3 separate regions of the Homo sapiens genome follow, and all the other regions are linked to region 1. The links are chromatin loops, found by intact Hi-C in ENCODE. Cell type or tissue: PC-3. All regions are shown on one strand. Region 1 holds the start of LOC124906114 (a long non-coding RNA gene). Region 2 overlaps KIAA2012. Region 3 has its middle 68 kb from the start of FZD7.

Region 1 (8,000 bases):
AACATTCTGATATTAAGTCAGCCCGAGAGAGGCCGCGATGAAGGCAGGAGGGGAGTGAAAGAGATTTCTCCTTCCAGTGCTCCCAAATTCCCAAAAGCAGTGTTGCCAGTTGCCTGCAAAAAATGAATATACTCCCTAGAAATTTAATAAGGTACAAAATAAAAATAATCCATAACCCACTTGTAAGCAGAGGCATGTTTCAAAGTTCCTCACTACTCTCTGCCCTGACAAATTGACATTTTCCTTATAGGGAGTTTTAGGAGAGAAGGAAGGTAGAGACTGGGGGTCCTGAAAGAGGAAGTGGAGATTTCAAAGACTGGTTTGATTCTGACAGCCTAACTGATACCAACTCTCTCTCTCTCTCTCTTTTGCTTTCTCACTCTGTCTCTCTCATAACAACTACCATTTGTTCAGCACATCCATGGCACGTATTACCTCAGTTCATCCTTACAACAACCTTGCAAAGTTAATGGTATTATTCCAATATTACAGATAGGGAAAATGAGGTTCAAAGAGGTTAAGTAACCAGTTCAGGATCATAGGGTAAATTTAGCCAGGATTTCAACCTAAACCCGTCGGACTCCAAAATCCAGTCAGCTCACTGCCATCCCAGAGTACCTGGCTGCACTCTTCCTGCCATCCCCATGGCTTGGCCAAGGCAGGCAGGGACAGCAGTGGCAGCCAGTCGTCCTGCGCATGAGGTCATATGATGTTTTACTCTCTAAATCAGTCTCTATTTCCTATAGCTCTCTCTGGAAGAGATCAAGCATTTTTATCCCATCTTCTTCTTTTTTTCTATTTCGGTCTTACCTTTCCAGGAAATGGAGAGCCATTGGCCAGAATAGAAAACAAAAGCAACCCCATGTCTCCATCTGGCCCACAGGTTCCCTTGAGGCGAAGGATGTGGGGCCAGGCTGAGCCAGAACAGGTGAAAAGCTTCTTCTCTCCACACATTTTTTTTTCTTTTCTTTTTTTTCTTTCTTTTTTTTTTTAACGGAGTTTTGCTCTTGTCGCCCAGGCTGGAGTGCAATGGCACAATCTCAGCTCACTGCAACCTCCGCCTCCCAGGTTCAAGCGATTCTTCTGCCTCAGCCTCCTGAGTAGCTGAGATTACAGGCATGCACCACCACACCTGGCTAATTTTTAGTAGAGACAGGTTTTCACCATGTTGGCCAGGCTGGTGTCAAACTCTGGACCTCAAGTGATCCACCTGCCTTGGCCTCCCAAAGTGCTGGGATTACGGGCGAGAGCCACCATGCCCAGCCTGAGAGCCACCTTTCAAAAGCGCAAATCCAATCAACTGTGCTGCTTCAGAACTTGTGAGGGCCCCCCATGGAGAACCCCTTACACTGACATACAGGCCCCACCTGATCTGGCCTCTACCCACTCCCACCTTCACCCCTTACCTTCTTCCTCCTTGCTGGTGTCCCCAAGTCACACTGGCCATCTTTCAGGTGGTGAGCCAAGCACTCTCTTACCTCGGGCCTCAATCTGGGAATGCTATTCCTACCCACTCCACGCGCATAGCCCAGCAGGCTTTCTCTCTCTATGGTTTAAGCTGAAATGTTCCCATCTCAGAGAAGATTCCACTGACTCCACTATTTAATTAGGTACCTCTCCATCTCCATCATTCTTCGGCTAAGTTCCCTATTCAATTCCTTTTTGGAACTTACTACAACTTATATACCTTTTTTCTTTGTTTGTTTATTGTCTGTCACCCCATCCAGGCCCCCAGCACAGAGCCTGGCACATATTAGATGCTCAAAAAAAATTTGTTAAATGAATGAATGCACGAGCTTCAAAAATTGTTTGAGTTTTCTTGATAGGATGGCTGTGACAATCAAAACTAATTGCATCCAATATACATCAAAGATACAAAAAATTGCATCTTTCAAGAACTACAAGATGCCACTTTCTGCAGAAATGCCAATACATAATTACAGGAAAGAAAAAACTCATGATTGGTGCAAGAAAAAACTGACCAAGCGTTATCATGTAATATTTTAATGATCCGTTTATATGTCTGCTACCCCAGTGGATTCTGTGCTTTCTGAGAGCTGGAACTGGGTTTTGTTTCTATTTTATGTCCAAATCATAGCACAGTGCCTGGCATATACCACTTGTTCAATATCTGTTTGTTAGGGGGAAAGAAGGGAAGAAAGGAGAGAAAGAGAGGGAAAAGAGAAAGAAGGAAGGGAGAGATGCAGGGAAAAAAGGAAGAAAGAAGGAAGGAAGGAGAGAAGGAAGGAAGGAAGGGAGGGAAGGAAAATAAGTTTCAAGTAAGAATGTAGCAGTAAGCCTAAGAAATGCCCAACAGATTCTTTACAACTGACAATTATTGAGTCGTAGGATCTCTGAGCTGGGAATGACCTTTATTTGTCTAATTCCCCAGTTGAAGATTTGAAGAGAAATTTCAATGCAGAGAGACTAAGTGGCACATAGCTAGTTAAAACATAACCAAGATAAGAACTCAGGTTTCCTAACCCCAAATCTATACCATGCAGGTTCCTTCTGGCAGAGAACTAATAGGCTGAAACTACAGTCACACAAATCTGATTATTTGGGGCAAGTACAAGAGGGTTTCTAGTAACTTTGCAGTTGCAAACCCTGATGCAGCTGAAGCCTCTTGATGAAGCCCTGAGAATCTATACGAATCAAATCCAAGAGCTGTGTGCCCTGCATGAGCTCATCCCACTTCCAGTCTCTTGCTGAGAGGCTGTCAAGCTCTCTGCAGAAGAGTGGCGTCTGGGTGTTTATACATGGATGTGCAGCAGTGACACTGTAGACATCTTCTGTGTAGTGTAAATATGAAGTGGTCATCTTAGCAACCTTCCTTCCTCCCTCCTCCAGCCACAATGCACCTGGTAGCCACGAACCCTACCATGTTGGTATAACATGGACAAATCATCACAGTTGCTTCCTCTGAGCAGTCCCCCAGATTACAGTTGATGTGAGGTTAAGTGGCTGATCCAAACTAGACCAAGTTGGGCTTCCCCTGAAAATTACTGGAATTGAAAAGAAGTCAGGCTAGGCACAGTGGCTCACACCTGTATTCCCAGCACATCCTTTGGGAGGATGAGGTGGGAGGATTGCTTGAGGCCAGGAGTTCAAGACCAGCCTGGACAATGTAGTAAAACCCTATCTCTCAAAAAAAAATTTTTTTAATTAGCTGAGCATGGTGGCACACATACCATTGGTCCCAGCTACCCAGGAGGCTGAGATAGGGGGATCACTCGAGCCCAGGAGTTTGAGGCTGCAGTGAGGTCTGATTGCTCCTCTGCATTCCAGCTGGGTGACAGAATGAGACCCTGTTTAAAAAAAAAAAATGAAAAGAAATCAGTCTCTCTTTAGGTCCCCAGGCTGTCAGATGAGTCTGGATGCCATCCATGGCCATCTTATGGGCCTCAGAAATAAGAAGCAGCAATAACACTAATGCCACCCAGGTCCCTGATCCTACTGTTCCTGAGATGCAACTCAGTGTCATCATCAGCATCATCATCAATCATCACTAACCCTTTTTCTCTAATATGGCCTGCATTAAGTTTCTGTCATTTGTAATCAAAAGGGCCCTACTAATAAAATACACTATTTTTTAAAAAACTTCAAAGAATAATTAGACTAAAAAGAAAAAAATGAGACTTTCCTATATGCACTTCTTATTGCCTAAAATGTCTCTTATTCTGGAAACTATCCAATAATGCCAACTTCTAAAAAAAAAGTGGTAATTGGGAAAAGGGTGGGAAATAATAAAGCAGATAAAACGGTAGATTTGGCATCCCCACAAGTATTGTGTGTCCGTCTGGGTCCTCCAAGAAGCGGATGCCAAGACAGGATTAGGTGTGCAAGAGATTTCTTGAGGAAAACACCTGTGAAGGAAGATGAGGAAGGAGCCAGGAGAACCATGAGACTGGGCACAGGTCCGCCTTGGGCATAGGAGAGAGGGAAGGAAGGTTGGATGGAAGTGTCTCAGACTGCTGTGCAGTTCTAAGAAAGTTCCTCAAGGATATCGGGAGTTCTTGAGCCAGTCACCCATCAGAAGAGTCCCATATCTGCAGCATCTCCCAAAATGGAGCCTGGCTACCATAGCATCTGTCATACGCAGTCATTGGCTGGGAGCAGCCTGTGAGAACCTTAGCCTCCAGAAAAATGTGGTGATCAACTCAGAGCATAGCAGCTAGAACCCTCTATCAATTACACTCCTCAAAATTAGAGATCTGAGGGGTGCCTTTTCATGGCCACCACGGGGTGCTGTTCTCTTCGCACGGCCCCATTCAGTACCTGTTTCTTCAACATCCTCCTGAAAGCCACCTACTCCTCTGTCCTGATTTATACCAACCGAAGTGCTCTATCCCTCTCTGAATTCCCAAGGTATTTTCTTGTCCCTCTCTTACACAGCTTCATGCTTTCTATCTTGCATTACTTTCTACTTCATATTGTGTGTGTATATATGCAGCACACTCAGATACAATGAAACCTTGAAGACTATTCTGGAATGGGTCTGAGGTGGGGGTGGAGGCTGCTCACCTCATCTTCTTACTCTGGGCACTGGAATCTTGATCTGAATCCTCAGAGTTTACCTCATTTAGATATCTGCTTTATTCCCTTTATTCTCAGACTCTTATTTGCTCACATTTTAACATTTCTAAAATTGGAGTGCAGCTTATAATTTATGTCAAAAGAAATTTGCCACCTGCTGGCAGGAGAGTGAGTTGAGAAGGAGTTGTTACTGTCTGCCTGTGGGAGAACTTAGCGAGGCATATTTACAATAAGTGAAGCAAATATTTATTGCTGAAGGCATGACTACACTTTCATGTCTTTCAGCGAAACATCAGACAAGCACTTCAGAGGACACAGGAAAAGGACTGCCAGTCTACACTATGGGCACTGTAATTATATACAATAAAAATTGACAGATATCTCAGGAGAAATAGCAGAATTTTTAAAGTTACAGGAGTTTGGTGTGATCGGCTCATTCATTGAAAAGTCACCCTCAGGTTCCAAACATCTTTCAGAAGCTTCTGGGTGACTTTGGGAAGAAGGTTTTACCCTATAGAAAAGAATAATTTAATTAAGGGAAGGACAAAACTATGAGTTTAACCAAACAGGAAATACAAATGAAACCCTGGTGTTCCACAATATGGCTAAAAATTAGACTGCCTAGCCTACATTTGCTAAGGAGGTCAACATCACCAGCCCACGATTGGAAAGTAGAGAATCTCCATGATGCTATGCACAACTGCCAATGGTTACAGATGATTCCCATGATGCTATGCACAACTGCCAATGGTTACAGATGATTCCCATGATGCTATGCACAACTGCCAATAGTTTCAGATGATTCCCATGATGCTATGCACAACTGCCAATGGTTACAGATGATTCCCATGATGCTATGCACAACTGCCAATGGTTACAGATGATTCAGAAGAATCCACAGACTACACCTGAAAGAGGTTTATTATCAAACACTGAATGAGATGCTGAAAAAGAATATATGGATAAATATTATTTTTAGTGTTCATATTTATTATAGTGGTTTTTACCCCCTTAAAACCTGTTATTAAATCAGTAGTGTACCTAAAATACATGGCATCTTGGAATTGAGGAACTAGAGTTAGTATAATAATCAGTGGCATAGTTCTTTAACTTTTGGCTTTAGGTTGATGCCAAAAGGAATTGTTAAGAATGATTAAATCCACACCCTGTAAAGAGAATTCCATACAGTTTACAATATTGAGTTGGCAAAGATCAGTATAGGTAACACAATTCACTCTCCCTCCCTTGCCTATGGAAGACATCACTGAACATCCATGGAGCTCTTCTTTGCTAAGCCAGGAGTCTGCAGAATTATGCCCAATCAAGTCTTCTAGGCAGTCACTACCAACTGATTGAACTTGGTACATGATAGGAATCTTGGCTGCCATCCGTATGCTATATTCTTGTATGGAATGTGACTCTGAAGAATATACAAGGAGCTCTAATACATCTCTTTCTCCACCCTAAAGAGTTAGTGAAATCCAGCCAGAGCAATCAGACAAGAGAAAGAAATAAAGGACATCCTGATTGGACAAGAAGAAGTCAAATTATCCTTGTTTGCAGGAGATACGATCTTATGTTTAGAAAAACCCAAAGACTCCACAAAAAATAACTACAGCTGACAAGTTCAGTGAAATTGCAGGATACAAAATCAACATACAAGAATAGTAGCATTTCTATATGCCAACAGCAAACAATCTGAAAAAGAAATTTAAAAAGTAGTCCCATTCACAATAGCTACAAATAAGATACCTAGGAATAAACTTAACTAAAGAGTGAAAGAGCTCTACAATAAAAACTATAAAACATTGATGAAAGAAATCAAAGAAGACACACAAAAAATGGGAAAATATTCAATGTTCATCGATTAGAAGAATCAATAATTTTAAAATGTCCATACTAGCTGGGTACAGTTGCAGTTGCCTGTAGTCCCAGCTACTCGGGAGGCTGAGGTGGGAGGGTTGCTTGAGCCCAGGAGGTGGAGGCTGCAGTGAGCTAAGATCATGCCACTGCACTCCAGCCTGGGTGACAGAGCAAGACCCTGGCTCTAAGAAAATAAATAAATAATAGAAATGTCCATACTACTCAAAGTAAACTGCAGATTCAATGCAATCTCTATCAAAATATCAATGACATTCTTCACAGAAATAGAAAAAAAAATCCTAAAATTTATATGAAACCATAAAAGATGGAATAGCCAAAGCAATTCTGAGGAAAAAAGAACAAAGCTGCAGACATCACATTACCTGACTTCATATTATACTAAAAAGCTATGGTAACTGAAACAGCATGGTACTGACATAAAAACATACATGTAGACCAACCGAATAGAGAACCCAGAAATACATCCACACATTTATAAACAACTTATTTTCAGCAAAGGTGCCAAGAACATACATTGGGGAAACCACATGCTCTTCAATAAATGGTGCTGGGAAAACTGGATATCCATATGCAGAGGAATGAAACTAGACCCCTATATATCACCATATACAAAAATCAAATCAAAATGGATTAAAGACTATGAATCTACTAGAAAAAAACATTGGGGAACGACTCCAGGACTTTGGTCTGGGAAAAGATATCTTGAGTAAGACCTCAAACCACAGGCAACCAAAGCAGAAATCAACAAATGGAATCACATCAAGCTAAAAAGCTTCCAGGACAGGTGTGGTGGCTCACGCCTGTAATCCCAGCACTTTGGGAGGCCAAAGCGGGTGGATCACCTGAGGTCAGGAGTTCAAGACCAGCCTGACCAACATCATGAAACCCTGTCTCTACTAAAAATACAAAAATTAGCTGGGCGTGGTGGTAGGTGCCTGTAATCCCAGCTACTTGGGAGGCTGAGGCAGGAGAATTGCTTGAACCCAGCAGGCAGAGGGTGCAGTGAGACGAAATCAAGCCATTGTACTCCAGCCTGGGCGACAGAGTGAGACTCCATCTCAAAAAAAAGCTTCTGCACAGCAAAGGAAACAATCAACAAAGTGAAGAGACAACCCACAGAATGGGAGAAAATATTCACAAACTACCCATCTGACAAGATATTAATAACCAGAATATATAGAGAACTCAACTCTATAGGAAAAAATCTAATAATCCAATCAAAATGGTCAAAAGATCTGAATAGACATTTCTCAAAAGAAGACATACAAATGGCCAACAGAGATACAAAAAAATGCTCAACTTCACTAATTATCAGAGAAATGCAAATTAAAACTACAATGAGATATCATCCCACCCCAGTTAAAATGGCTTTTATCCAAAAGACAGGCAATAACAAAAGCTGATGAGGGTGTGGAGAAAGGGGAACCCTCATATACTGTCAGTGGGAATGTAAATATGGTTAACAATAATACAGCCACTATGGAGAACAGTATAGACATTTCTCAAAGAACTAAAAATAAAACTACAATATGATCCAGCAACTCCACTGCTGGATATATTTCCAGATGAAAGCAAATCAG
Region 2 (8,000 bases), 120 kb after region 1:
TTATTATTATTATACTTTAAGTTTTAGGGTACATGTGCACAATGTGCAGGTTAGTTACATATGTATACATGTGCCATGCTGGTGCGCTGCACCGAGAAATGACTTTTAACATAATCATGATACCATTATTACACCCAAAATTTAAATAATTCTTTAATATAATTGAATATTCAGTCAGTTTTCAAAGTTCAAATTGTCCCATAATTATTATAATTGTTTTGGAATTTGCAAACCAACTGTTTACAATTGGTTGATATGACCTTTAAATCTCATTGAATTTATAAGTTCCCTTCCATTTCTTTTTTTTCCCCCTTTTAGTGTATTTGTAGGAAATTGGGTCACTTGTCTTGTTGAGTTTCAATCTAGACTTTGCTGATTGCGTCCTCATAGTGTAGTTTAACATGTTTCTCTGTCTTCCACATGTCCTGTAAGTTAACACTTGGGTCTAGAAACTTGATCAGATTCCGGTTTGGTTTGGTTTTTCCTTTTGGCAGTCTATAAATTCAGTGCAATTTCAATTTTAAAAATCCCCAACAGGGTTTTTGGCAGAACATGATTAGCTGATATTAAAATTCATATAGAAAAGCCAGAAATAGTTGTCATGGTCTGAATGTTTGTGTCCCCCAAAAATTCACATGCTGAAACCTCATCACCAATGTAAAGGTATTTGGAGGTTGGGCCTCTGGGAGGTGATTAAGTCATGAGGGCAGAGCCCTCATAAATGAGATTAGTGCCTTTACAAAAGAGGCCCCAGAGAGCTATCTTGCCCCTTTTATCATGTGAGGACACAAAAGAAGGTGCCCTCCATGAACCAGAAAGTGAGACTTCCCCAGACACTGAATGTCCCCAGACACTGAATGTTCCAGCACCTTGATCTTGAACTTTCCAGCCTCTAGACCCACAAGAAATAAATTTCTGTTGTTTCTAAGCTACCCAGTTTATGGTATTTTGTTATAGCAGCCTGAACAGACTAAGATATTAGCCAGTATAATTTTGAAAAAAAATAAAGTGGAAGTTTGCCCTGACAAATATAAAAACTTATTTTAAAGCTGTAAAAAATAAAACTGTGTGCTATTGGCTTAGAGACAGACAGAAGAGAATAGAGAATCCAGAAATAAATGTGCCCACATATGGAAACTTGATATATGGCAATGGCATTATAAAGGGAAATAGTGGAGAAAGGATGATCTATTATTCACTATATAATTTTGAGACAACTGGTTATGCAATTTTAAAATTCTCACCTCACAAAATATCAGGTGTATTCAGGAGCTTAATGTCAAAAAGCAAAATTTAACTTTTAGAGGAAAATATAGCAGAATATTTTTATGAATTTTGGAAAGGAAAAAACTTTTTACCTATTATTCATAACACAAACCATAAAGAAAATTATTGATAAATCTTTTTTTTTTTTTTGGGACGGAGTCTCGCTCTATTGCCCAGAAAGTGCAATGGCATGATCTTGGCTCACTGCAACCTCTGTCCCCTGGGTTCAAGCGATTCTGCTGCCTCAGCCTTCCAAGTAGCTGGGATTACAGGTGTGTGCCACCAGGCCCGGCTAATTTTTGTATTTTTAGTAGAGACAGGGTTTCACCATGTTGGCCAGGCTGGTCTCAAATTCCTGAACTCAAGTGATCAGCCTGCCTTGGCCTCCCAAAGTGCTGGGATTACAGGTGTGAGCCACTGTGCCCCGCCAATGAATCTGACTATATTAAAGTTTGAAGTTTTCAACAAGACAACATGAAGTTAAAAGCCAAATTGCAGATTAGAAGGAGATACCTGCAATGCATGTAACCAACAAAGCATTAGTAACCAAAATGCAGCAGCATTTCTTCCCTCTACAAATAGGGAAAGAAAAAGACAATCAACCCAAAGGAAAAATGAGCAAATGATGTGAACAGGCAACTAACAGAAGAAGAAACACAAATAAATGGCCATAGAGAAAAAAAAGTTCTCCTTACTAATCAGGAAAATCCCAGTTAAAACAAAAAGATATCATTTCATATATATCAGACCAGCAAAAGTTTAAAAGTCTATAAACACTATTAATGAGGATATAAAGTTTTAGTAATTTAGAGCAATTTGAAAATATTCAATAAATTGAAGATGCATATATCCTGCATCCCAACAAGTTCATTCCCAGGTATCCTTTAGAGAAAGCATGTATGAACAGTGACTCACCTAAAAAGGTTCATTGAAACATTATTAATAATCATAAACAATTGGAAATAATCAAAATGGCCACCAATAGTAAAATGGATTTTTAAATGGTCACATATTTATACAACGGAATACTATATGATAGCTGAAAATAAAATTACATGTATTAATATGGGTTAATCCCAAAAGACTTATTAAGGGTTTTTTGCCTTATTAAGCAAAATAAGGCAAGTTGAACAAGTTACATAAATAATATCATTTATGTAAAGTTTTAATTTGTAAAAAATACTATATATTGTTTACATGTGCATGTATATGTAATACAGATATAAAAATATATATGAGGATTGATGAATATCAAATTGAAGAGACTGATTACCTCTGGGAGGGAGAGGGAAATGGGATTATATGTGTCTTAATCCATTTTGTGATGCTATAACAGAATGCCTGAGATTGGGTAATTTATGAAGAACAGAACAGTCTCCCACAGTTCTGGAGGCTGAGAAGCCCAAGATCAAGATGCAGGTTTCTTACTGTGTCCTCACGTGGTGGGAGGCAAAAAGGCAAAAGAGAGGGAACTCATTCCCACAAGCCCTTTTTCTTTTTTTAGAGATGGGGTCTCTCTATGTTGCCCAGGCTCAACCTGAATTCCTGGACTCACACTATCCACAGCCTCAGTGTCCCGAGTAGCTGAGACTACAGGTGTGCATCACTGTGCCCAGCCCACAAACCCTTTTTATAGCAGCATTAATCCATTCATGAGGATGGAGCCCTCCATGACCTAAACACTTTTTATTAAGCCCCACCTCCCAACACTGCTGCATTGAATATTGATTGAGTTTCCAACACACAAATTTTGAAGGAGACGATAACATTCACACCATAGTAGCATGTGATAAATGAAGTCTTGGACTGTGTCTTAAATGTTTGATTTCTTTAGAAAATGCATGACTTAGGCTGGGCACAGTGGCTCATGCCTGTAATCCCAGCACTTTGGGAGGCCAAGGCAGGCAGATCACTTGAGTTCAGGAATTTGAGACCAGCCTGGCCAACATGGTGAAACCCTGTCTGTAGTAAAAATACAAAAATAAGCTGAGCATGGTGGCGTACACCTGTAATCCCAGCTACTTGGGAGGCTGAGGCAGGAGAATTGCTTGAACCTAGGAGGTGGAGGTTGCAGTGAGCTGAGATGGTGCCATTGCACTCCATCCTGGGCAACAGAGTGAGACTCTGTCTCAGAAAAAGAAAGAAAGAAAGAAAGAAATGCATGACTCAAATATGGCAAAATGTTAAAATTTTACAAAACTAAGTGGCAATGAGTATACAGTATTTTTCCTATACTGTGAACGCTTAAGATATTTTATAGACTTTTAAAAAGTACTTAAAAGTTGTAAGTTATTCAAAGCACTGACTTCGTTTGTTCCAATACTTCCTAAATATCAGGTTATTTTACTAAGAGAAAAAAAAAATCACCCTTCTATGGCCCACATCCCAAAACTGGGAAGGTTTCAATTCTAATCACAATGGAAGTTTCACCAATGTACAACCTCAGCTTTTGGTCAATACAAATACGCCCTCTGCTGGTTCTATCATGCCCTGTCCCAGAGTTCAAAATAGTTGAGAAGAGCAGTGAAAGTCTTCAGTGAGAGTTTTTTCGCGCCAGTCATGTTAAGGAAAGAAATACTCACAGAACTACCCTTTGGCACCAAGATACTTTAATCAGCTTCTGCTCTCTGTTAATGTTACATATTATCCAAGACAAAATAAATTCCAAGGTGCAGCCCCAGTCAACCTTTCCAATTCCTCAACCACCTTTGCGCGTTAACAATCTTGTGCCCCTCTAAAGTCTGGTGGTTGATTTGAGAGACAGTGGACACCTCCCTGAACCTGAGTAGAAGTAGAAGAAAACCAAAGTTGCAAAGAAGCTCCTGGGCGGGGAAACCACAAAATAACATTGAAAAACAGATTAACTGTAGTATTAAGGGAATGATGCCAATGGAATAATGGGTGAACTTTTTCTTTTCAAATCTTTCTTTAAAAGTATAACATCTTCAAATAAAACTGAGAAGAAATAAATTAATTCATGCAAGAATCTACTTCTCAAGAGAGAAAGGCACTAATTGAATATTAGAGTCTTCCTTTCAAAAACAGTTTTGTGTTTTGAGGTTGGTTTTGTTTTAATATTCATCTTCCCCACTGGAATGTAAGCTCCCTTAGACCAGCATCTGTGTCTATCTGATTCAAATTGGTACAAATTTTCTAGGGAACAATTTGGCAGTAGGCATTGTGACTTAAAAACTGTACATACTTGTGCTTTGGCTCTTCGGGTAAAGATGGCGGAGCGCGGTACGGCTTTTCGCTGACTACATTCAGCCCGTCTGATAAACTTGTCCGGATTGAATATGCTTTGGCTGCTGTAGCTGGAGGAGCCCTGTCAGTGGGAATTAAAGCGGCAAATGGTGTGGTATTAGCAACCGAGAAAAAACAGAAATTCATTCTGTATGATGAGCGAAGTGTAGACAAAGTGGAACCAATTACCAAGCACATAGGTTTGGTGTACAGTGGCGTGGGCCCAGATAACAAAGTGCTTGTGCACACAGCTCGAAACTAGCTCAACAATACTATCTTGTGTACCAAGTGCCCATTCCCACAGCTCAGCTAGTGCGGAGAGTAGCTTCTGTAATGCAAGAATATACTCAGTCAGGTGGTGTTTGTCCATTTGGAGTTTCTTTACTTGTTTGTGGTTGGAATGAGGGACAACCATATTTATTTCAGTCAGATCCATCTGGAGCTTACTTGGCCTGGAAAGCCACAGCAGTGGGAAAGAACTATGTGAATGGGGAAACTTCCCTTGAGAAAAGATAAAATGAAGATCTGGAACTTGAAGATGCCATTCATACAGCCATGTTAACCCTAAAGGAAAGCTTTGAAGGCCAAATGAGAGGATAACATAGAAGTTGGAATCTTCAACGAAGCTGGATTTAGGGGGCTTACTCCAACTGAAGTTAAGATTACTTGGCTGCCAGCCGGGTGGGCGCGGTGGCTCATGCCTGTAATCTCAGCACTTTGGGAGGCTAAGGTGGGAAGATCACCTGAGGTCGGGAGTTCAAGACCAGCCTGACCAACATGGAGAAACCCCATCTCTATTAAAAATACAAAATTAGCCGGGCATGGTGGTGCATGCCTATAATCCCAGCTATTCGGGAGGCTGAGGCAGGAGAATCACTTGAACCCGGGAGGCGGAGGTTGCGGAGAGCCGAGATCGCGACATTGCAGTCCAGCCTAGGCCAAAAGAGTGAAACTCCTCCAAAAAAAAAAAAAAAAAAAGAATTGCTTGGCTGCATAACAATGAAGTGACTGAAAAATCCAGAATTTCAGATAATCTATCTACTTAAACATGTTTAAAGTATGTTTTGTTTTGCAGACTTTTTCATATGTATTTCTACATGGCTTAAATCGACTGTTTTTAAAATGACACTTATAAATCCTGATAAACTGCTAAACCCACAAAAAATAGACTGTACATCCTTTAATCAGAAATATGAACAAAGAGTAAATTTTTTAATAATCAAAACATTCCTGACCAGATGCTGTGGTTCACACCTGTAATCCCAATACTTTGGGAGGCCAAGGCGGGTGGATCACTCGAGGCCAGGGTTTAAGACCAGCCTGGCCAACATAGCAAAACCCAGTCTCTACTAAAAATACAAAAAATTAGCTGGGCATGATGGTGCATGCGTGTAACCCCTGCTGCTCAGGAGGCTGAGGGATGAGAATCGGTTGAACCCAGGAGGTAGAGGTTGTAGTGAGCCGAGATCGCACCACTGCACTCCAGCCTGGGCGACAGAGCGAGACTGTCTCAGAAACAAAACAAAATAAAAATTCCTTTCAAGGATATTCTATGCAAAGTTCTTTATGGTTATAAAAAATAGAAGCGATATGAATTTTTAAAATTACATGTTTGGTTAAGTCACTTATGGTACATTCATACGATAACATACTGTGCTGCAATTAAAAATTTTTTTTGAGACAGGGTCCCACTCTGTCTTTCAGGCTGGAGTGCAGTGGTGCCATCACAGCTCACGGCAGCTTCGATCTCCCAAGCTCAAGCGATCCTCCCACCTCAGCCCCCTGAGTAGCTGGGATGACAGGCTTATGCCACCATGCCCAGCTGATTTTTCTATTTTTTGTAGAGACAGGATCTCACCATGCTGCCCAGGTTGGTCTCAAACTCCTGTGCTCAAGCGATCTGCCTGCCTCAGCCTCCCAAAGTCCTGGGATTATACACATAAGCTACCACATCTAGCCTAAAATCATTTTTAAGAACATTTAGGCCAGGCGTGGCAGCTTATGCCTGTCATGTCAACACTTTGGGAAGTTGAGGCAGGAGAATTGCTTGAGGCCAAGAGTTTGAGACCTGCCTGAGCAACATGACAAGACCCTGTCTCTACAAAAAGAAAAATTTTAAAACATTAGCTGGGTGTGGTGGTGTACACCTGTAGCCTCAGCTATTCAGGAGGCTGAGGTGGGAGGTCCCTTGAGCCCGGGAGTTCAAAGTTACAGTGAGCTGTGATCATGCCACTGCACTCCACCCTGAGCAACAGAGCGAGACCCTGTCTCTAAGAATAAAAAAAAAAATTAAGAATATTTAATTATATGGGAAAGTTGTAATATAAAAGTAGATTAAAATTGAATATACACTAATCAATTATATGGAAATATGATATTCATTAGATATACATGAAAGCAAATACACCAAAATATTTGCAGTAGTTGTATATGGGTAGAGTGAGAGAGCATGGTGAGATTTTTTTGGTTCTTGTTTGTTTTTACCGTGTGCTGGCACTGGTTTAGGCACTTTCCTTGTATTAACATATCTCTTGCTACTTTTTTAAAGCAGCTTTATCAAGGGATAATTGACATACAATAAATTAGACCTTTTCAAATTGTACAATTCCCATGAAACCGTCACCACAATCGAAATACAATATTCATCACTCCCAAAAGTTTCCTCATACCTCCCCTATTCCAGCCTCCTTCATCCCCAGACAACAACTGATGTGTTTTCTGTCACTATAGATTAGTTTGCATTTTCTAGAATTTTATATAAATGGAATCATGCCATATGTACTTTTTTTTCTTTATTCTTTTTTTTTTTTTTTTTTTTTTTGAAATGGAGTTTCACCCTTGTTGCCCAGGCTGAAGTGCAATGGCGCGATCTCAGTTCACTGCAACCTCCACCTCCCGGGTTCAAGCCATTCTGCCTCAGCCTCCCGAGTAGCTGGGATTACAGGCTTGCACCACCACGCCCAGCTAATTTTGTATTTTTACTAGAGATGGGGTTTCTCCGTGTTGGTCAGGCTGGTCTCGAACTCCCAACCTCAGATGATCTGCTTGCCTCAGCCCCCCAAAAGTGCTGAGATTACAGGCATGAGCCCCCACACCCAGCCAGCCATATGTACTTTTTCGTATGATTTCTTTCACTCAACATAATTATTTTGAGATTCATCCATATTGCCAGGTATATCAATAGTTCATTCCCTTTTACTGCTGAGTTGTATTGTATTGTATATATACACCAGTTTATCTGTTTATCTGTTGATGGACATTTGAGCTGTTTCAGTTTTGACCATTACAAATAAAACTGCTGTGAACATCTGTGTACAAGTCTTTGTATGGATTTATGCTTTCATTTCTTTCATTTATCTTGGGTAAAATACCTAGGGGTAGGATAGTTGGATGGTACGGCAGGTATATATTTAACTTTTTTAAAAACTGCCAAATTATTTTCCTTAGTGGTTGTACCATTTTACATTCCAAACAGCAGTAGATGAGAGTTC
Region 3 (8,000 bases), 91 kb before region 1:
AAGTTCCCCTTGTCCCCTGCCTAGCTTCACGATCCCTCCACAGTCCAAGGCAGAGGACCACAAAGAGATGTCACAGAGAGCACCTGGGTTGCAGTCAGCACACTAGGGTTTGCATTTTGACACTGCTCCTTCCTAGTGCTGTGGCCTCCAGTAAGTCACCTCTCTGGCCCTGGGGGCCTCCTCTATGAAGAGGGAACTGTAATACCCAGGAGGATCAAGGCGAACCAATGCATACTAAGGCTCCTGCTCAAGGTGTGGGCCTCTGCTGCACGAGGCCTACAAAGGAAGGGTTTGCAGTAGATTACAAGCAGCTCATTCTGAATCTGGGGAGAAAATGAGTCCCATTAGGGGAAAAACAAAGCCCTGCATAATAGGTATTAGCTGCAGCCCTACAGAGTCAATAAGAATTAGGTGGGTGATATAACGCTACCCTTGGATAAGTTTGCCCTAATTTTGGCAAGTTCCAGTCTAACCCTCTGAGGCTAGGTCTTTTCTCCCTGGATGGAGAGTTATTTCTTTAAAAGAAGAAAAGAGGCTGGGTGGGGTGGCTGAATCCCGTAATCCCAGCACTTTGGGAGGCCGAAGTGGGCAGATCACTTGAGGTTGGGAGTTTGAGACCAGCCTGGCCAACATGGTGAAAACTTGTTTCTACTAAAAAATACAAAGATTAGCCAGGTGTGGTTGCAGGCACCTGTAATCCCAGCTACTCGGAAAGCTGAGGAAGGAGAATCGCTTGAACCCAGGAGGCAGAGGTTGCAGTGAGCCGAGATCATGCCACTGTACTCCAGCCTGGGCAACAGAGCGAGACACCATCTCAAAAAAAAAAAAAAAAAAAAAAAAAGAAGAAGACGAAAAGAAAAGAGAAACTATTTTGTCATTTTGTATGCATATAAGCAAGAGGGAAGCATTTGTCTCTGTCCACATTACAAACAGAGCCCAGCTTGATGCCAGCATCCTCAACAACTGCCCCTATGTTACCTGAGGATTTACATGGTGCTCCAGAAGGAAGATCTTGGCCTAATCCAGATTCTGACACTACCTGTGTGACCACAGACTGGCCACTTACCCTTCTCTAGGGGCCTTATTTATTCATTTGAAACAAAATACTGGAATCAGGAGCTAAGGTTTCTTCCATCTCAGGCATTCAGTGATTCTGGTCCTTGGTGGGAGGCCTGGACCTTATCTCCCAGTGCAGAACTCCTCTCCCAGGCTGGGTCTCCCCAAGGAGACTGAGAGTTAACTGTGATAAGTTCTGAAGAACAAGAGTCCCACAGCCACCATCACCACAAGAAGAGGTCATCCAGGAACTCTGCCAATGGGTAGCAAGGCCAGTCTTGGTGGTGATGGGGAGGTGGGGATGGGAAGGTGGAGACTGTCCCCTCCCCACCCAAATCCTGCCTAGTGGCCTCCTCCAGTGCGCCACAAGAGGACTGAGTCTTGGTTGCTCCAGGCAGAAGAAGCTCCTCCCTGCACACCAGAGCTCCTCATTGTCCACAGACATGTCTCCCCATAATGACTTTAGTGAATGTGCCCCGAGGGCAAGATGATCATGTATTCCAGAGAGAAAGGAATACCCTCAACCACGCCTCCTGGGGGGTGGGGATGGCCAGGACCATTGTGGTGCTCCTGCTGGCTCCATTATAAACAGGGACAATGAGGTCAAGTTACACAGGAGTCCATATGTTCCACTGAAATTAGCCACAGGCCTCGATGCAGTCCGGTCTCAGAAAGAAAGTCACGACCTGTGCCCATTGTGAACATTTGATGCTAGCCAGGCCAGGAGTGGGAGCCAGCGGGGTGTGGGTCAGACCTTGACATCTCTGCCTCTTTTAGAGCCACAAAGCTGCTAGCAGCAGAGCAGATACAGTTTGTGGCAAGAAAATGAGAGAAGCACAGCGTTTTCATGGATCACAGGCATGGGGGAAAAGACACTTCAACTCCGTTGTGTGCTGACAGCTCATGTAGCCTGTCCCACCACTCCTCGGCTGGTCCCACGACCTGAGCCTCTGTCCACGGCCCCCTTCCGTTCAATGGTCTGCATTGTGCAGGAAATATCTTCCTTTTGTTTTTCCAACCATTTATACCTCGGCTCATTTGTTTTCTATTCTTGGGAGCAATTCATCTGCTCTTGGGCCCCACAATGTCTTTCTTCCCTTGATTCCTAGACAAGATGCTTGGACAGGTCCATTGTCTTAACAGTGGCCAACTCGTGGTATTTAATAAAAGTTGTGCTTTAAAAAGAAAAACCAATGGGGATTCCAGTTTTTATCCATGGTAACTTCTGAGAAATTTGGTAGTGGTGCTGCTCCTGTGTGGCTTGGCCTTTGTGCTTTTTGTTTGGATTTCAGGGGAGAGTTCCACAGGGATACCTGGGGAAATTTTCCATGATGCCAAGACAATGGGCAGAGTTCCTCCCCATTCCTCTCTGCCATCCTGGCAGATTGTAAAATTATACTCTATTGCTAGAATGAAGGAGAACTTGTATGGAGAGTCCTTTCTATTGCTCTGTGGACTACAGCCCTTCATGGTTGTTCAAGAAAAATGGATTTGGGGGCAGAAAGAGAAAAAGGCAGTGAGGTTCAGAGCAGTTTGGGCCCAGGCAGGCTCATATATGGAAGGGACAGAGGCTTACAATAGAAAGTGTTGCAAAGACCTGGCCTGGAAGTCCCAGAAAGGGTCTTAATTGTAAGTCATTTTGTCAATGCATCGCAGGCTTTTTTCTGGGTGCACCAGAGAAATTACTGTTGCTGGGATCATTAGGGGTGCAATTATCCCAGTTATTAATACACCACCAAACGTGGGAGGGGAGGGCGTGCTCAGCCCCATCCATGGGCTCCCCAGCTGCAGGTTTTCATTTCCCAACAGCACAGGAGGTCTCGTAGGGATCCACAGAATTGTCAAGATAACTACTGGCATCTCTTGGCTCCAACAGAGACTTGCACAGTATTATAGACAGAGGAAATGCCATTGAAGAAGTGGCTGTAAGATTCTTCAGGGTTGGGTCTCCTTGGATCTCTCACACTTTTTCCCTCAAAAATGTGTCACAGGTAAAGTAAGTATTTCCAAACAAAGCTTCAGGGTAGCATAAAAAGGGTCAGACTCTCCCTGCTCCACACAAGCCATGGGTTTCACGATGTCTATGTATCCATACATGCACGTGCCGTGTGCGCGCACACACACACACACACACACGCATCCCTTTGAACATGGTCACTGGTGGAGAATGAACGGCCTCTGCTCTAGCCTGAGCATCTGTAAGATGGTCAGGGGATGCCACAGGCCCCACTCATCTACAGGGAGGCATCTCATCGAGCCAGACTGCACAAAAGCACCTCCTCAACATGGTGGACGCTCAGCACTCTTGGCAGAAACACTTGGCACTGGCAGGAAATCTCAGCAGGGCGGCTTGTTTCCGCTCATCAAACACCAGTAGCTTTCACCGAGAGCAGCAGCAAATGGAAGAAATGTGTCTGATCACATCCGGGCTGTGTGTCAGCACTTTTCCGAGGCAGAGTTAGCTGGATTCTAGCTTTGAAGAAAAGGTTGTTACACTCTCTTTCTGTCCTGCAGTATCAGCCAAGAAGCAGGTGGCAGGGACTTACCTGACACCCAGCTGCCCTCCCAATGCCCCTGGGACAACCTGAGAGGGTCAGTTGAGAAACAGAAACTAATGACAGAGCCCACTCTCTCCCTGCTAAACACAGGGCTGCCAGCTACTCAGGAGAAATGAATGCCCAGGGACAAAATACTTGGGCCTCTCTTGTGCCTCCTCTGTGGCCATCCCAATAGCTTCCTGTTCATTCTGCTCTTGTTGGTCCCCCCAGCGGCTAGGCAGGGAGGGGAAGCAGAGTGTAGACCCCCATGCCTCAGTATGACTTGCGCCTGCTCAGCAGCTCCAACAGCAAGACTGGTGAGGAGATGCAATCTGTGAATTATCAGTGGGTCAGGTGCTGGAGGATGCCCAGGCATCCCCCAATAAGTAGCTGCTCTTATAACCAAGAAGCCACGCTACCCCCCATCATAAGAGGAGTAGGGGAGTAGAACAAAGATACCCTTGACCCCATTCCTTGCACCACAATCTCCTACCCAGACTAGAGAAGGAAGTGTCTATTTGCAAGGCGGGATTCGTGTGTTCCACACTTGGATTCACTCCTGTGGGCCCAACTCACCATCCAGAAATACAAAAGGACTTCTCTGAAGAGTATAAAGCCCCACACTCTTTCAGAGAGCTGCCTTGGAAGGTCAGAACTCTTTTTTAAAAGTGAATTTAAACAGGTCGCCAATAACGGCAATCTTTGAAATATACTCCTATGCATCCTGAAGTCAAGAAGAGTGGCCACATGGGGTCAGTGGTTCACATCTGTAATCCCAGCACTTTGGGAGGCTGATGCAGGAGGATGGCTTGAGCCCAGGATGTTTGAGACCAGCCTGGGCAACATGGCAAAACCCTTGTTTCTACAAAAAAAAAGTTTTAGTTAGCCAGGTGTGGTGGTACGCACCTGTGGTCCCAGCTACTCAGGAGGCTAAGGTGGGAGAATTCCTTGAATGCAGGAGGTTGAAGCTTCAGTGAGCTGTGTTTATGCCACTGCACTCCAGCCTGGGCGACAGAGAGACTCTGTCAAAAAAAAACAAGATGATGTAATATTTGAAAGTGTACTTTCCACTTTTTTATTTAGGTTAAGTACATACACATTAAAATATACAAATTGGCCAGGCATGGTGGCTTGTGCCTGTAATCCGACACTGTGGGAGGCCAAGGTGAGTGGATCACCTGAGGTCAGGAGTTTGAGATCAGCCTGGCTAACATGGTGAAACTCCATCTCTACTAAAAAATACAAAAATTAGTCGAATGTGGTGGCACGTGCCCGTAGCCCCAGCTACTCAGGAGGCTAAGGCAGGAGAATTGCTTGAACCCAGGAGGCGAAGGTTGCAGTGAGCCAAGATCACACCACTGCACTCCAGCCTGGATGATGGAACGAGACTCCACCTCAAAAAAATAAAACAAAACAAAATAAAAATAAAGTGTACACATCTTCAGTAGATAAGTTGATGAATTTTTGAAGATGCATTCACACATGTACCCACCATCCAGATCAAGCTATAGATTTCCAGCAGCCCAAGAGGTCCTTCATGCCCTTTCCAAGTTGATACCAAGCAAGCTACTACCCTTCTGACTTCTGTCACCATAGATTCATTTTACCTATTCTAGGAGTGCAGATAAATGGAATCACACAGGACCTACCCTTTCATGTCTAGCTTCTTCTCCACATTCTACCTGTGGTGCTGCCTCACATTGCTGAACGGAGGAGTAGTTCAGGCTTTTTCATTGCCTAGTTGTATTCCATTGCATGAAAATCCTTACTTTGCTTTGGTCCTTTGTGGCATGAGTGAGAGAAAGCAAGAGAGAGCTGCGTGGACTTGGTGCTTCTGCTGGGCAGCCCGGTAGCGGAGGCCAGCATGCAGCCATGGGGAGGAGGAAACGAAAGCAGAAAATGGACTGCAGAGCTCTCAGGAAGGAAGGCTGGAGCCAGCCCTGCTGTCTTGGGCCATGTGTCCTAGGCGCTCCTGCTGAGTAGGGAAGGAAGATTTCAGACCAACCTCCCTCCCCACCCCCAACAACAGCCGACTGTTCCTAGACCGTCGCCCCCTCCCCAAAAGCTCGTTCTCCAAGGACAAAGAGAAACTCAGAGATCTCAACTGCTCCACAAGCCAGTGTGAGGAGAGGCCCTTTATTTCCCGGGGCCTCTGGCTGACTAGCCAAACCAGTCGAGCATGACAACCGTCTGCCCATTAATGCGAGTGCCAGCCCCAAGCATCTGTTTCTTTCTCTCCTGTTTCCCGTGGGTGGTGGGTGGGGGCTCTCTCCAGCTCCTCTGCACTTTTTCCTCCTAATCACAATCATTTGTCTTAACAGGGCTGCAAACCACTGTGGCTAAAAAACCCAAGCAGCGCCCGCACAAAGCCAACAGGCACCGGCCTTGCCCACATCCCCTGGCTAGCCTAAAGTGAAATTGAAGCAGCCCACTCTGCCATTATCCTCTTTCCTGCTTGTTTCGCAGGGCCTACGGCTACTTTTAGATGGCCACACTGCCTGGTGTGGCCTCCAAATATCTGACCACCCCTCCTCCGGTTTCCAAAGGCAAATGCCAGGACCCCATTGACACAAACCCAGTGCCTTAACAATCTGAAGACCAAAGAACCAGCCTTCACAAGGGGGCCTGGAGGTGCTGTTTAGGCCAGGAGAAAGACTTCGCTCCGGGGGTGGGCTTTCTGAGTGAGTTCCAGTCTTAATGAAAACCCAAGAGGAGCTTTGGGAAAATGTGAAAGGGGCTAACTGCGGAGGCGGGGGAGCCACCCACGGCCACCCAAGACCACTCACTCTACCTGCCCTTTCCCACCCCAGCTAAGGGTCCTAGACGGCCACCCTCCACCCAAACCCCCACCCAACACCAGGTTATCAGTCTGGCACCCTTGTCCCTGCTGCAGGCTGTGTCTACCCCAGGGCCCAGCCTCTAAGCCTCTCTCCTTTGATTCTCCCCGCAGCACCTTCTCTTAACCCCCACTGCTGTTATAGGCTGAATTGTCCCCACCCAACCCCCACCCATATGTTGGAGCCCTAACCCCCAGTACCTCCGAGTGTGACCGCATTTGGAGACAGGGCCTTTAAAGTGGTAATGAAGCTAAAATGAAGCTGGTGGACCCTCAGCCAATACAACTGGTGTCCTTATAAGAAGTGGGAGAGACACCAGGGATGTGTGCACACCAGAACAGGCCGGGCAAAGACACACGGGGAAGACGGTCCTCTGTAGGCAAGGTCAGAGGCCTCAATAGAAACCGGCCCTGACAACACCTTGATCTTGGACTTTGAGCTTCCAGAACTGTGAGGGAATACATTGCTGTTGTTTCAGCCACCTAGTCTGTGATATTTTGTTCTAACAGCCTGAGCAGGTAATACAACTGCCTGTACTTTCTTTTGAGAATGGCCCAGACCTTGGTCACTGCTCCAGCAGACCCTGCCGGCTGACTGCCACCCAGGGGGAGAATGCGGAGGGATGGAAAGGGAGCCCACACTGTTCCCAACCCAGGCCCCACCCACCCTACTGTCCCGAGCCACCTTCCACCAGGACGTCTGTGGGGCACCCTGTCCCCTGGTCCCTCCCAGCTCGGTGGCAGGGTCTCCTCTGGCTTCACCTGATGGAAGGTGACTCCCAGTCTCCTTCTAGCCAACAGGACCACGGATGCATTAGGCCCCCTCAGAAGCAAGCAGTGCATGGGGATCCATGCTGAGATGAACAGTCCCCGGTGCAGAGCAGACGGTGTCAATCTCTGGAACGGAATGGGAAGAAGAGACTGCCAGCAGGGTGTCTCCAGGCACAGGGAGGCCTCTGGAAGGACAGAGGTAGGAAAGGTGACTGTGGGCCCGTGGGGTGGCTCTGAGCAGCAGCAGGCTTCAGACCCGTGCATGCGACCCTCTTTTCTGCCTCCTTGGCCACCTCAGGCTTCCTCCTTCCCCTTCCCCGAGGCATCAGCCAGAGAGGCCCTGGGACTCAGTGACCTTTAACTCAAGGCAGCCAGGCCAGGAGCCAGCGTTCTATCCCTCCTGGGATCCAACAGCAACATGGACAATCATTTCAGGACCTTTCTCTTTCACCCCTGAGACCCTGTCCCAGGCCCCTTGTATTCACTTCCTATTAGGGCAACAAATTGCCACGCATTTAGCAGCTTGAAACAGTACACATTCCTTCTCTTCCTTTTCTGTAGGCCAGAAGTCTGACATGGGTCTCACTGGGTTGAAACCGATGTGAGGGCAGAGCTGCGTTCCTTTCTGCGGGGAGGACCTGTTTCCATCGCAGTTCCAGCTGCCCACGTTCCTTGGCTGGTGGCCTCTGCCTCCATCTTCAAAGCCCGAAGTAGCAGTCTAGGCTTCTTCACATTGTGTCATCTGACTCTGACTCTCTTCCCCCCTCTTTCACTCACAATCACAGTCCCTTGTAATTGCA

The links. Peaks named below come from ENCODE experiments on the same cell type or tissue, not always from the same donor. Only the 100,000 strongest peaks of a DNase experiment are listed, where the experiment ranks them.
Region 2: a loop joins it to region 1, with 3 times the contacts of the local background. A loop is called at or near these places in 4 of 110 quality-filtered maps.
Region 3: a loop joins it to region 1, with 2.4 times the contacts of the local background. A loop is called at or near these places in 3 of 110 quality-filtered maps.

What each region holds. Positions count from the first base shown.
Region 1 is chr2:202,052,121-202,060,120 of GRCh38, forward strand. It overlaps LOC124906114 (a long non-coding RNA gene), which reads right to left and starts at 3,225. Exons shown (of 2, transcript XR_007088053.1): 1 at 3,192-3,225. In PC-3, a CTCF peak has its summit at 4,691 (motif pointing left); no DNase peak of the experiment used is centred here; H3K27me3 peaks cover 1,796 bases.
Region 2 is chr2:202,174,802-202,182,801 of GRCh38, forward strand. The region is part of intron 15 of KIAA2012; the gene reads left to right. It also overlaps the pseudogene PSMA2P3. Among named protein-coding and RNA genes, the nearest start is that of SUMO1, 60 kb to the right of the region's middle. In PC-3, CTCF peaks have their summits at 3,745 (motif pointing left) and 3,948; a DNase peak (open chromatin) is centred at 3,750.
Region 3 is chr2:201,961,395-201,969,394 of GRCh38, forward strand. No RefSeq gene overlaps it. Among named protein-coding and RNA genes, the nearest start is that of FZD7, 68 kb to the right of the region's middle. RefSeq lists enhancers at 1,257-1,757, 1,758-2,258, 3,271-3,360. In PC-3, a CTCF peak has its summit at 4,331 (motif pointing right); no DNase peak of the experiment used is centred here.